Regions from separate parts of the Homo sapiens genome. Here region 1 is linked to region 2. Evidence: chromatin loops called from intact Hi-C (ENCODE). Cell type or tissue: A673. All regions are shown on one strand. Each heading gives the region's core, and the rest is flanking DNA. Links, peaks and the distances in the headings are about the cores only. Region 1 overlaps BICD1 (BICD cargo adaptor 1). Region 2 has its middle 7.0 kb from the start of DNM1L.

Region 1 (6,716 bases), core at 2,116-4,615, 310 kb after region 2:
TCAGTTTTACCAAGGCTACTGAGTGGACAGAGAACAGAAACACAGAAACACTTTTATACAGCTGTTCTATCTGTCTGTCTATCTATCTATTTATCTAGAGACAGGGTCTTGCTCTGTTACCCAGGCTGGAGTGCAGTGATGTGATTTTACTCACTGTAACCACAAATTCATGGACTCAAGCAATCCTCCTGCCTCAGCCTCCCAAAGTGCTGAGATTACCAGCATGAGCCACTGCACCCAGCCTTTATATCTAATTCTTTATATTCTTCCTGTTTGTTGGCCTGAGATATATATTTTTTAATTTTTTATTTTTTTTTAGATGGAATCTCTCTCTGTCACCTAGGCTGGAGTGCAGTGGCACCAGCTCAGCTCACTGCAACCTCCACCTCCTGGGTTCAAGTGATTCTCCTGCCTCAGCCTCCTGAGTAGGTGGGATTAGAGGCATGTGCCACCACACCCAGCTAATTTTTGTATTTTTAGTAGAGACGGGGTTTCACCATGTTGCCCAGGCTGGTCTCAAACTCCTGACCTCAGGTAATCCCTCTGCCTCGGCCTTCCACAGTGCTGGGATTACGGGTGTGAGCCATCATGCCTGGCCTATTTAAACACTTTAAGTTTTATTTTACTGTGTTTTTTGTTTTGTTTTGTTTTTTAGCAACAGGTTCTTACTCACCAGGCAGGTGTGCAGTGGTATCATAGCTCGCTGCAGCCTTGAACTCCCAGGCTCAAGCGATTGATCCTCCTACCTCAGCCTCCTGAGTAGCGGGGATTTTATTTTTTTAAATTGACAAATAATAATTGTACATATTCATGGAGTATATAGTGATGTTTTAATACATATAAAGTACAGGAATCAAATCAGGTCAATTAGTATATTGGTATCCCTCAGATTCCCCAGGAAAATAAATATATTTTAAAGACAAAAGAAAATAAAAAGTAGGACAAACATCATAACAATTCCAGCTTTTATTTTTTGGAAAGGAATGAAACAGTGGACTAATCCAAGTATTTACACAGACAAAGGGGCTGAAGGCAGCCTGTAGAGTCTACCAGCTGGCAGCCAGCAAAATAAACCCCAGCTCTCTTGTATTCCTACTGGGAACGCAGGGACTGCAGGTGTCCAATGTGTGTCTATGTAGCCCACACTTGAAATAAAATACAGCAAAATACAATGATGCGTAGGCAGTTCAGGTGTCGGAAAGGGGAGCTGGGGTCTATGGATCTGACATGCAGCTGGGTGGAAGGGAAAGGACATCTGAATTTACCTGACAGTTGGGCAGTCTTGCCTCCCGGCTAGTTGTGAGCACTGTGGCGGTACGGAGGCAGCAGGCTGCTGACAATCTACAAGAAACTGATAAATTAGACATGTGTACAAAGAGATGACAGAGCAAGGTGTTAGTAACAGTGACTAAAGCAGCTGCCTGAGAGATTTAGTGAGGAATGTGCATTCACACAGAAATATCCTGATTCAGCTTTTTTTTTTTCTTCTTGAATGATGCCAATAGAAAAGACAGGCTTTTTTTTTTTTCTTAAATACAGTATTAAAAAATTAGTGACACAGCATTAGTAGCGAGATTTCTCAAGTACATTAGGATATATGTGGCCATTTGTCTTTGGTATTTTGTTATATCTAAAAATAAAGGGTCTATTAATATAATGAAAGATCTTCCAATTCTAAACCTGAATGTGGTGGTGGTTACTTGCTTAGCACTTAGATCTCTTATTCCAAAATGGAACGCATTCAGATAACTGACTTTACTATCAGGACACATGGACATATTGTCAGTCCCATAGGTAACTTGAGAAAAGTGTGCAATATAATCTTTTCTATGATTAGTAGAATCTTAATTAAACAAGGAAATAATCTTTACAGTTTTCTGAAAATTGATTTTATATATTGACAATAGAATTGTTGGCAGAAATCTTAGAATGTCTATTACATAGTAAATTGTTAGTGACTTGGACTAGAAAGCTAACCTGAATGAGAACTCCACTTTGTAATTGTTTTTACCATTTTAAAGTCACAATATAACACACTAGGTTAATAAAGTGCTAGCTAGTAAAAATCAAGCTTTAGCTGGGTTAATCATCTACTCCAAGAAAGTAGTGCCTGGTGTTCTAAAAAAAAATCAAAGAGCAGTCTGTTTACTGGTACTAGGTGACTATATTAGAATCATGCAAGAAGCTGGTTAGAAATGCATATACGTCATATTTCTCCAAAAAGATTTTTGCAAACAAGTTAAAATTGGAATTAAACTTAAAAATTATTCTTAAATAATTGAAGCATTTCCTCTTGCCAACTGCTTAGACTGTATTTGCTTAGCAAATCCCTTTCCTTATATGTGTTTGTTTGTTTGTTTATTTGAGACAGAGTTTTGCTCTTGTTGCCCAGGCTGGAGTGCAATGGTGCAATCTCAGCTCACTGCAACCTCCGCCTCCTGGGTTCAGGCGATTCTCCTGCCTCAGCCTCCCGAGGTGATTCTCCTGCCTCAGCCTCCCAAGGAGCAGGGATTACAGGCATGTGCCACCACACCCGGCTAATTTTGTATTTTTAGTAGAGACAGGGTTTCACCATATTGGTCAGGCTGGTCTTGAACTCCTGACCTCAGGTGATCCACCTGCCTCGGCCTCCCAAAGTGCTGGGATTACAGGCGTGAGCCACTGCACCCGGCCTCCTTATATGTTATGTAAATAATATTTAATCCACATTATCACAAAGTCTGGATTTATAGCCTTAACGAGGCTCTACTGATATTTACATTTGAAGTCTTCTATTTAAGTATCACTGTTATATTCTGTTATAAAAAAGCCTGCCTATATAGTTACATAACTCCAGAATTTAAAATTCGAAAAAACTGCTGATGCTTTTCCAGAAATACACTAAAACTGTTTGTGATGCAAAGTAGAATACAATATAAGGCAGGCTTGATTTTTGTTCACTCAAGAAAACATTACTGAAGGAACCCTTTTATATGGTGGTCTTTGTTGCCATCTTATTAATTAGCGCATCTTAATAGGAACAAGGAGATCTGATTTTTGTTTAGTAGCTGGTGTTCGGATGATCATACTCAGTAAAAATCTTTCAAATATAACAAATCTGTTTTCTCAGATTGAGGAAATTCCTTTTTTAACTCCGTTTTCCCATTTTGCAGCATTGATTAGCTCCAGATTCCCTTTTGTAGAAACTCAGAGTCTTAAGGAATGCATTCTTTTGTCTTTTAAAAATCTTTGCTCCTTTTGTCTTCTCCAACAGCTTTCCTGCCTATCTGAGTGGTAATTTAGGAATGTCTTAGACTAATTTGACAACTATTTTGATAAGGCCACCAGACAGGCAGTTAAGTCAACCAGGTGTGTGCTGCCCTCCGATGGTGTATTTGGGTAAATGCAATGGATGTAAAAACCACTCTGGATTCCTTATGTCTTACATTGCCAGGGAGGTATAATGAAACTCTTCTAAAGCAGAGTAGTGGCCTCTGTGGAATAGCGATCCTTAGAATTAGAGTAACTAGAGTATTAAAATGGCTTACATCTTTTAAAAATATCTCATATATTTGACTTTGTTTTGCCAATACAGTCACAGATTATTATTCATTCAAAATATAATTTATGGTAAAATTCAGACAGCAGGTGATCAGAACCACAGTGTACTCCCTTAATGAAATGCTAGAGAGGTGGTAGACATTCTTCTTATTTGTAGTGAATATCACTTTTTCCTTCATTAGAAGTAACATCATCTCTGGCTAATATTTATTTTTTATTTTATTTTATTTTTGAGACAAGAGTTTTGCTCTTGTTGCCCAGGCTGGAGTGCAATGGCACAATCTCGGCTCACTGCAATCTCCGCCTCCTGGGTTCATGCAATTCTCCTGCCTCAGCCTCCCGAGTAGTTGGGATTACAAGCGTGCGCCACCACGCCCAGCTAATTGTTTGTATTTTTAGTAGAGACGGGGTTTCACCGTGTTAACCAGGCTGGTCTCTAACTCCTGACTTCGGGTGATCCACCCACCTTGGCCTCTCAGAGTGCTGGGATTACAGGTGTGAGCCACTGCACTCGGCCTATTTATTTAGTTTTTGAGACAGGATGTCATGCTGTTGCCTAGGTGGCTATCATAGCTCACTTCAGCATCCAACGCCTGGGCTCAAGTGATCCTCCTGCCTCAGCCTCTTGAGTAGCTGGGACCACAGGCACACACCACCACACCCTGCTAATTTTTTAAATTTTTGTAGAGACAGGTTCTAGCTATTTTGCCTAGGCTGGTCTTGAACTCCGGGCCTCAAGCAGTCTTCCTGCCTCGGCCTCCCAAGATGTGGGGATTGTAGGTGTGAGCCACTGCTCCTAGCCAAGCTAATGATGATTATTTTTCATTTATTATTTATAAGCACTTAGCTACGTGTTATCCTTAAAGAATAAAAAACAAATTTCATAGATAAAATGGTGATGGACTTAAAAAATTAAACTAAAATGTAGCTACATTGCTCTGACTCAGTTGTCTTCTAAATCCCTCTTCTCGGGTCTACAGCCCTCCAGTTGTGTCAATTGTAGCCTGGCTGAGCCACGGATGTGTCTTAGGATGTACTTTGTAAAATGAAGGAGGTAGGTTGGGAGGCTGAGGAAGTCCCTTGTAGCTCTGAGATGCTGCAGGCTCTGAGTGATCTCCCCTGCTCCGTCTAGGATCTATTCTGCTAGGCTCACCCTTGAAGGAACTAGACCACATCTCGTTGCTTTGGGGGGAATAAAAGATGACAACTATGTGCATGAAGGAGCAGGCATTGTAGAACCCACAAAGCCATTGCTGTTGTTTGGCCACCAGGGTTTGTCTAAACCATTCAACAGTCAAGTTACTAAACTCCTATTTTGTGTCAGAAACTGTGTTAGGCAGCAGGGGGAAAAAGGTGAACAGAGAAAATGTGGTCTCTGTTTTATCAAGGAAGATAAGCATATTTAATAAGCAACTACATTGAAGTGTGATGGTGATGGTGATGATGGTGGTGATGGTGATGGTGATGGTGATGATGACAGCATCTAGTACTTATTTATTGTTTACGATGTCTCAGGCACTGTATAGGCACTTAATATACATGCTCTTCTATAACCCTGTTTTATTAATCTCACTTCATCTATAAGGAAAGGGGAACTTAGGTTAAGTAACTTGACAAACTCCACTAGGAGGTAGAGGTGCAATTTGAATCCAGGATTGTATGGTCCAAGGGCTGAGCTGAACTTGCAGAAGTATCACTGTATTGCCTCCTATGATAGGGAAAGTGTAGGGTGTTACAGGACCTCACAGCGGAAGTTAATTAAATTAAATTAGACTGAATCTAACTAATCAAACATAACTAAATCTAACTAACCAAACACAACTAAATCTAAGTGGTTAGGGAGTGCTTCCTGGAGGTTGTGATATCTAGGCTGACATCTAACATAATGAGTTAGTCAAATAACTTCTTTGTAACTACAAACTTTTTATGGTCTTTAGTAACAGTAATAAGACATTTTATCATAAAATTAAAGTGTTTATTTGAAATGATCAGAATGGAATTAGAAAATGCTGTACGTTTATATGATAAGGCCACAGGCTTGGGAAATGTCATAGCATACTCAAGAGATTATTTATGTATTTTTTTTAGAGGCCAGGTCTTGCTATGTCGCTCAGGCTGTAATGCAGTGAGTTCAAGTAATCCTCCTGCCTCAATCTCCTGAGTAGATGGGACTACAAGTGTGTACACTGTGCCTGGCTCAAGAGATTACTAATGCCTCCAGGGCAGGGATGAATATGGAATATTATAGCTCAAAGCATCTATAGGTCTGTCTCGATATGCACAAGAAGAGTACCCTTGTATGACATTCCTCCATAAACAAGGGCCTCACGTAGAAGGGAAGATAGAAAAGAAAGGGAGAAATAAGAGAGGAAAATATTTGCTGAATCAACATGATGTAATCTTTCCTATAAACTTTACATTTGTTATCTGTTTTAAGAGACAGGGTCTCTTAAAGCCTGGTCTTGAACTCCTGGGCTCATGTGATGCTCCCACTTCAGCCTCTAAAATAGCTGGGTCGACAGGCTTGCACTATTCCTACATTGAGGAAAATAAGTGTTTTTGATAATATGGGAGAATATCATAGTCTCACATATTTTTTTCTTTAACTTCTTTTTAAAATCTCTCCTGCTAGAAACAAACACAGAATTTGCCATCACAGTAGGTGTCCTACAAGCCTCCACTGATTAATCCAAGCTCAGCATGTGTATTAACTTGCCCAAGGTCACACAGTTAGGAAGTGGCGGAACAAGGATTTAAATTTAGTCTTTTTAATGCTAAGGCCTCTTTTCTATTCACTCCTCTGGATGCTTCTCAAATTGACACCAGCTACCTCTAGAAAATATCAGGGTCATAGAGTCAAAGAAACAGAAGGAACTTTGCCAGAGATTTGAGATACTGATTTTAAGGCAACCAGCGCTCTCAAAAATACAAAGCAAAATGAAGGGTACAGGAATGAAGATAATATTGTTTTTAAAAAGAGGTGGCTGAAAATAATACATTTCATTGGCAGAGAGAGAAAGTTTTGCTGTGTGGCTTTCTCTCGGGCTTCTATTATTTATAAAATTTTCAATGCAATTTAGAAAACTAACCAATTTTCTTTTTTTTTCTTTGAGACAGAGTTTCGCTCTTGTTGCCCAGGCTGGAGTGCAATGGCATGATCTCAGCTCACTGCAACC
Region 2 (6,716 bases), core at 2,088-4,587:
TAGCCAGGCGTGCTGGCACGCGCCTGTAGTCCTAGCTACTGGGGAGGCTGAGGCAGGAGAATTGTTTGAACCTGGGAGGCAGAGGTTGCAGCAAGCCAAGATCGCGCCACTGCACTACAGCCTGGGCAACAGAGTGAGACTCTATCTCAAAAAAAAAAAACAACAACAACAAAAAACACCTCTTCTCCTGCAACCATCCCTCTCTCACCATAGCTTTATGATTTAGGCAGGATAGCTAATTGTAAGGACAGAAATTTAATTCTGAGCTAACTTGCCTCAAAAATGACTGAATGTCTGGGCGCAGTGGCTCTAGCCTGTAATCCAAGCACTTTGGGAGGCCGAGATGGGTGGATCAGTTGGGGTCAGGAGTTCAAGACCAGCCTGGCCAACATGGTGAAACCTCGTCTCTACTAAAAACACAAAAATTAGCTGGGGGTGGTGGTGAGAGCCTGTAATCCCAGCCACTCGGGAGGCTGAGGCAGGAGAATTGCTTGAACCCGGGAGGCGGAAGTTTCAGTGAGCCAAAATCACGTCACCGCATTCCAGCCTGGGTGACACAGTGACACTCCACCTCAAAAAAAAAAATGACTGGAACTAGGAGCTCAGGCAGAATCAGAGCTCTACATCTTATCACTACATCGTCTATTTCATTCTCTCACGCAGTTTACTCCTGTGGAATGAGGTGAGTGTGCTGTGGGGGAGGGTGTAGGGGATCTCATTCAGCAAGCTGTCTCACAGCAGATGAGGCAGAGAGAACTGGGGAGGAACTGAAACCTAGGAACCTGGTTTCTGCCTTGCTTCTCTAGTATATTAGTTCCCTATTGCTGCCTTAACAAATTACCACAATTTTAGTGGCTTAAAACAACAAAAATGTGGCCAGGCGCAATGGCTCACTTCTGTAATCCCAGCACTTTGGGAGGCCGAGGCGGGCGGATCACGAGTTCAGGAGATTGAGACCATCCTGGCTAACATGGTGAAGCCCTGTCTCTAGTAAAAATACAAAAAATTAACCGGGCGTGGTGGCGGGTACCTGTAGTCCCAGCTACCCGGGAGGCCGAGGCAGGAGAATGGCGTGAACCTGGGAGGCAGAGCTTGCAGTGAGCCAAGATCACGCCACTGCACTCCAGCCTGGGCAACACAGTGAGACTCCATGTCAAAAAAAAAAAAAAAGTATTGTTTTACAGTTCTATAGTTCAGTAGTCTCACACAGGTCTCACTGGACTAAAATCAAGGTGTCACCAGGGCTGCAAACCCTCCTAAAGCCTCTAGCAGGGAATTCACCTCCTTGCCTTTGTTAGGGGCCCCCTGCATTCCTTGCTGGTTACCTCCTTCCAACCTCTTCAAAGCCAGCAATGTCGCATCTCTTTAACTCTTCTGCTGTCATCAGGCCTCTGACCCCCAGAAAAGCTTCTCTGTGTTTAAGGGCCCATCATTAGATTGGCCAACCTGGACAACCCAGGATAATATCCCTGTCTCAAGGCCTGTACCCTTAATCACATCTACAGAGTCTCTCCTGAGACATAAAGTTCACAGGCTCCAGGGATTAGGACATGGACTTATTGGAGGGGCCTACTGCACCTGGTTAAGGTGATTGGTCTAGGGATGGACCTGCAGGACCATTTAGAATCCTTCTCTGAGAATTTCCTAACCTGAATTTGAACAAAAATATTTTCTCTCTCTGGTTATAGAACTGTAAGCATGTGAGTCAATGTCTCCAAAGATCATGTTTCCTATCTCATGGAATAAATTGGTTTGCAAGAATAAACTTCTTTATTCACCTTGAAGAACTTCCCCAAATTCAGTAACTTACCCATATATATACATATATATATATATTTTTTTTTTTTTTTGAGACAGAGTCTTGCTCTATCACCCAGGCTGGAGTGCAGTGGTGCAATCTCAGCTCACTGCAAGCTCCGCCTCCTGGGTTCACGCCATTCTCCTACCTCAGCCTCCCGAATAACTGGGACTACAGGCGCCCACCGCCACACCCGGCTAATTTTTTGTATTTTTAGTAGCGATGGGGTTTCACCATGTTAGCCAGGATGGTCTTGATCTCCTGACCTCGTGATCTGCCCGCCTCAGCCTCCCAAAGTGCTGGGATTACAGGCATGAGCCACTGCGCCTGGCCAACTTTCCCATATTTTTAAATGTACATGTGCTGTACAGCACATAACATCAGAATTCTAATCCCCATAGTTAACCATATGAATTTCTCCATTTTTCCTTGTTGCCCTTTTCACACAATATTATTGAACTATTATTTAAGTGCTTATTGTATGTGAGGCACTATACTAAGCATTTTATCAGAGCCTCGTGAAGTAGGTTTAGAGATGTAGAAACGGAGGCTCCAGGGATTGAAGTGAAGTGGTAAATTTACACAGCTAGTATGTGGCAGAGATGGGATGAAAAGGGGCTTTTTGGCAAACCCCCTTTTTTTTCTTTTTTTTGAAACAGTCTTACTCTGTCGCCACAGTGGTGCGATCTCAACTCACTGCAACCTCTGCCTCCCAGGTTCAAGCAATTCTCCTGTCTCAGCCTCCCCAGTAGCTGGAACTACAAGCGCACACCGCCTCGCCAGGCTAATTTTTGTATTTTTAGTAGAGACTGGGTTTCACCATATTGGTCAGGCTGGTCTTAAACTCCTGACCTCAGGTGATCCACCCGCCTCGGACTCCCAAAGTGCTGGGATTACAGGTGTGAGCCACCATGCCCGGCAGCAAACTCTCAACCGCTACACATTCTGCCTCGTGTATTTATTCCTTTCTTCATTAATTCAACACATATTGATGAAGTACTTGTTAGGCATACGGATCTTAGCCAGGCAGTATATTTTGCTGGAGAGTAGGGAGGAACCGTGGATATGGCACTAACATGCCCTCCCCCTTCACCAATAGTGAGCTCACGAAGGGCAGAAGTGATTATCTTATTTAGCTGGGTTCCCCCACTACCTCGTATGAAGCGTGTTACATAATATTAGTCTACTGGATATGGGGTTTTCTTTTCTTTTTTATTTGGAAAATCTGGAATAACAAGGATTTAAGCAGCTCTGAATTGATATAATTGCAACCAGGACTGGCAATCAAATCTCACCAACACATATGAGTCTGGCTTGGCATAGGACTCCTCATTAGAATAGATGCCAAGTTACTTAGCTAGGGAGTAGCCTGGCTTTGTTCTAACTTAAAATCCCGAATTAGAGGAAGTTTATTTTGGATTAAATTAATAACTGGAAATTAATCGATCTTGGAAAAGGTCAGACTGTTTTTATCGCATGTGTCCAATATCATTTTATGCCAACATTTTGATCATCAATCACAGCCAAGATGCCGGTATCTGCACCTTCAAATCATAGCGGTTAGTGGGGATCTAATGTTAATATAAAATATACAGCTCTGTTGGGGAAGCCTCTTTGTCATATTTTGGAAACTGCCCGTGTTTTGCAAAGATGATAAAGTAAACAGCTTTAATCAATTTGCTACTCCCCAGGCCTCAAGCTTAACACATACTTTGTTAGCAGGTGCAGGAAATTGTTTGCAGATGGTGGAATTGGCCAGATGGTTCAGAAGCCAGAAATTGAATCTGGTGAGATACTGACGGGACCATGAGAGGGCAGTGTGACAACACAATTAAGAGCAGTTAACGACAAAATAACTTGGGAGTTAAGATATGGTCCTGATTTCTTCCCTTTGCTCCACACCCACACCCCAATAGAACGTAGCCCTTCTTTTTATCCTCCTACCATCAAAATTTGTGGCATATTTTAGAAACTATTTGAGATAATAGAGTTATTTTATTTATATTTATATATTTATTTTTGAGATCAAGTCTCGCTCTGTAGCCCAGGCTGGAGTGCAGTGGCACAATCTCAGCTCACTGCAACCTCTGCCTCCTGGGTTCAAGGGATTCTCCCACCTCAGCCTCCCAAGTAGCTGGGATTACAATAGGCGTGGGCCACTCGCCAGCTAATTTTTGTATTTTGTTTATTTATTTTTTTGAAAGACAGAGTTTCGCTCTTGTTGCCCAGGCTGGAGTGCAATGGCATGATCTCAGCTCACCGCAACCTCTGCCTCCCGGGTTCAAGTGATTCTCCTGCCTCAGCCTCCCGAGTAGTTGGGATTACAGGTATGCACCACCACGCCCGGCTAATTTTGTATTTTTTTAGTAGAAACGGGGTTTCTCCATGTTGGTCAGGCTGGTCTCGAACTCCTGACCTCAGATGATCCGCCCTGAGGTGTTAGCTAGACATCCAAAGTGCTGGGATTACAGGTGTGAGCCACTGCGCCCGGCTGTATTTTCAGTAGAGACAGGGTTTTGCCATGTTGGCCAGGCTGGCCTCAAACTCCTGACCTCAGGTGATCCGCCCATCTTGGCCTCTGAAAGTGCTGGGATTACAGGCATGAGCCACCACGCCCAGCAATAGTGATTTTAAATTACAGCAGTGACAACTGAAAATTATATGTTAGACATCCCTGCATTTAAACTACTTCACTTGCCCCATTTCTCAAGCCTTCTCATTAGCCTCTTTACAACTCTACTCCAGGTTCTCAAATGTTGTTTGACATTCTTAGAAGCTTTTCATATCTCCCTTCTCTGTTTTTCTGTTTTTTGTCTCCCTCACACAAACTCAATTTGCTCATATTTGATGGTGAAGAGAAATTTCACTTTTAGCCCTTGGTTAGCTGCTACCTTTGCAGATCTAAAGGCTCCCTAGTACACTATGACAAACAAAAGGGACACCTACTCTGGGACGCAAGATCATGGGAAGCATGACGTGGTTCTGGACTTAATGGTTCTGATGATATTTTCCTGATTCTCAGATAACAGTCGAGATAAAAAGATCCCGAGAGCCAGCTGTCGCTTATGATAAATATACAGTAACTTCTGGTGTACTGATTTTGTGACATTGTTCGGGAAGTAATTCCTGGATGTCTAGCTAACACCTGTTTTTCCCAGGCACTCTAACAGATTTATAAGCATCTAATTTCCCATATTAAATATCTTTCGGGCCGGGTGTGGTGGCTCACGCCTGTAATCCCAGCACTTTGGGAGGCCAAACAGGCAGATCACTGAGGCCAGGAGTTCGAGACTAGCCTGGCAACATGGCAAAACCCCATCCCTACTAAAAATACAAAAATTAGCTGGGCATGGAGCTGCACGGCTGTAGCTCCAGCTACTCGAGAGGCTGAGGTGGGACAATTGCTTGAACCCAGGAGGCAGAGGTTGTAGTGAGCCGAGATTGCACCACTGCACTGCAGCCTGGGCAACCGAGCAAGACTGTCAAATGAATGAATGAATCTCTTTCTGCATAAACTTGGTGGTGGAATATATTTGTTTCCTGGGGCTGCTGTAACAAAGTACCACTGACTGGTTGGTTTAGAACAGCAGATATGTATTGTCTCACAGTTCTGGAAGCTAGAAGTCCAAGACCAAGGTTCCCAAGGATTGGTTCCTACTGTAAGACACAATGAATTTCTCTGAGTTTCTCTTCAAAAATTTAGACTACTAACTTCCTTGTCTTTTGTTCTCAAACTCAACTTTCCTGTTCTTCCTTGCCCCTAGTTACTGTAAAACAGCCTACCCCTTTCATATCAGCTCTAATCAATAACTCACATCTGTTCCCTTGGTTACCTGCACCCATCTAATGTTCCCCCAAAACTGCACGTCTCACACACTCCACCTCTGTACCTCATGTCCCCCTCCCCTTCTATATTTAAAAAAATATATACAAGTAGCCAATCAAGTCAGCTCAGATTGTGCAGTCCAACCCCAGCCCATGGGGTAGGGACATAGAAGTAAAGATTGCATTAAAGATAGAAAAAAACCCTGGTCTCCTTTGTTCTCTGTGCCCTTACGATCTTGATTGATGCAGGTAGCACCCTTCTGCAGAAGTAAATTGCCTTGCTGAGATAATTAAACTTTTGCCTAAGTGCTAGTTTTACTTCACTGCACCAAGCATTTATTCCTAGAACATTTTTACATCCAACACTACTGAGGGCTGTAAGGGAGAATCTGTCATGCCTCTCTCCTAGTAGTTAGCACTTGGTGACTCCAAGCATTTAATGGCTTGTAGCAGCATAACTCCAGTCTCTGCTTCTATCTTCACATGGCATCTTCTTTGTGTGTGTGTGTGTGTGTGTGTGTGTATGTGTGTGTGTGTGTGTGTGTGTTTGAGACAGGGTTTCACTCTTGTCACCCAGGCTGGAGTGCTATGGCGTGATCTCGGCTCACTGCAACCTCCACCTCCCAGGTTCAAACAATTCTCCTGCCTCAGCCTCCTGAGTAGCTGGAATTACAGGCACCCACCACCAAATCCAGCTAATTTTTGTATTTTTTTAGTAGAGACGGGGTTTCACCATGTTGGCCAAGATGGTCTCAAACTCCTGACCTCGTGATCTGCCTGCCTTGGCCTCCCAAAGTACTGGAATTACAGGCATGAGCCCCCGTGCCCAGCCTCTTCTTCCTGTGTGTGTTCACATCATCTCCATATCCAGATTTCCTTCTTTTTTTTTTTTTTTTTTTGAGATGGAGTCTCGCTCTGTTGCCCAGGCTGGAATGCAGTGGCGTGATCTCGGCTCACTGCAAGCTCCACCTCCCGGGTTCATGCCATTCTCCTGCCTCAGCCTCCCAAGTAGCTGGGACTACAGGCGCCCGCTACCACACCCAGCTAATTTTTTTGTATTTTTTTAGTAGAGAGGGGGTTTCACCGTGTTAGC

What was found. Peaks named below come from ENCODE experiments on the same cell type or tissue, not always from the same donor. Only the 100,000 strongest peaks of a DNase experiment are listed, where the experiment ranks them.
Region 1: it touches region 2 in a loop (6-fold over the local background); 87 of 110 quality-filtered maps call a loop at or near these places.

Annotation. Positions count from the first base shown.
Region 1 is chr12:32,362,295-32,369,010 of GRCh38, reverse strand. BICD1 (BICD cargo adaptor 1) reads right to left here. Exons shown (of 10, transcript NM_001714.4): 9 at 1,266-1,341. Among named protein-coding and RNA genes, the nearest start is that of FGD4, 34 kb to the left of the region's middle. In A673, for the core only: a CTCF peak has its summit at 3,368; a DNase peak (open chromatin) is centred at 3,360.
Region 2 is chr12:32,668,989-32,675,704 of GRCh38, reverse strand. No RefSeq gene overlaps it. Among named protein-coding and RNA genes, the nearest start is that of DNM1L, 7.0 kb to the left of the region's middle. RefSeq lists an enhancer at 312-1,511. In A673, for the core only: a CTCF peak has its summit at 3,600 (motif pointing right); a DNase peak (open chromatin) is centred at 3,564; H3K4me3 peaks cover 260 bases; H3K27ac peaks cover 419 bases.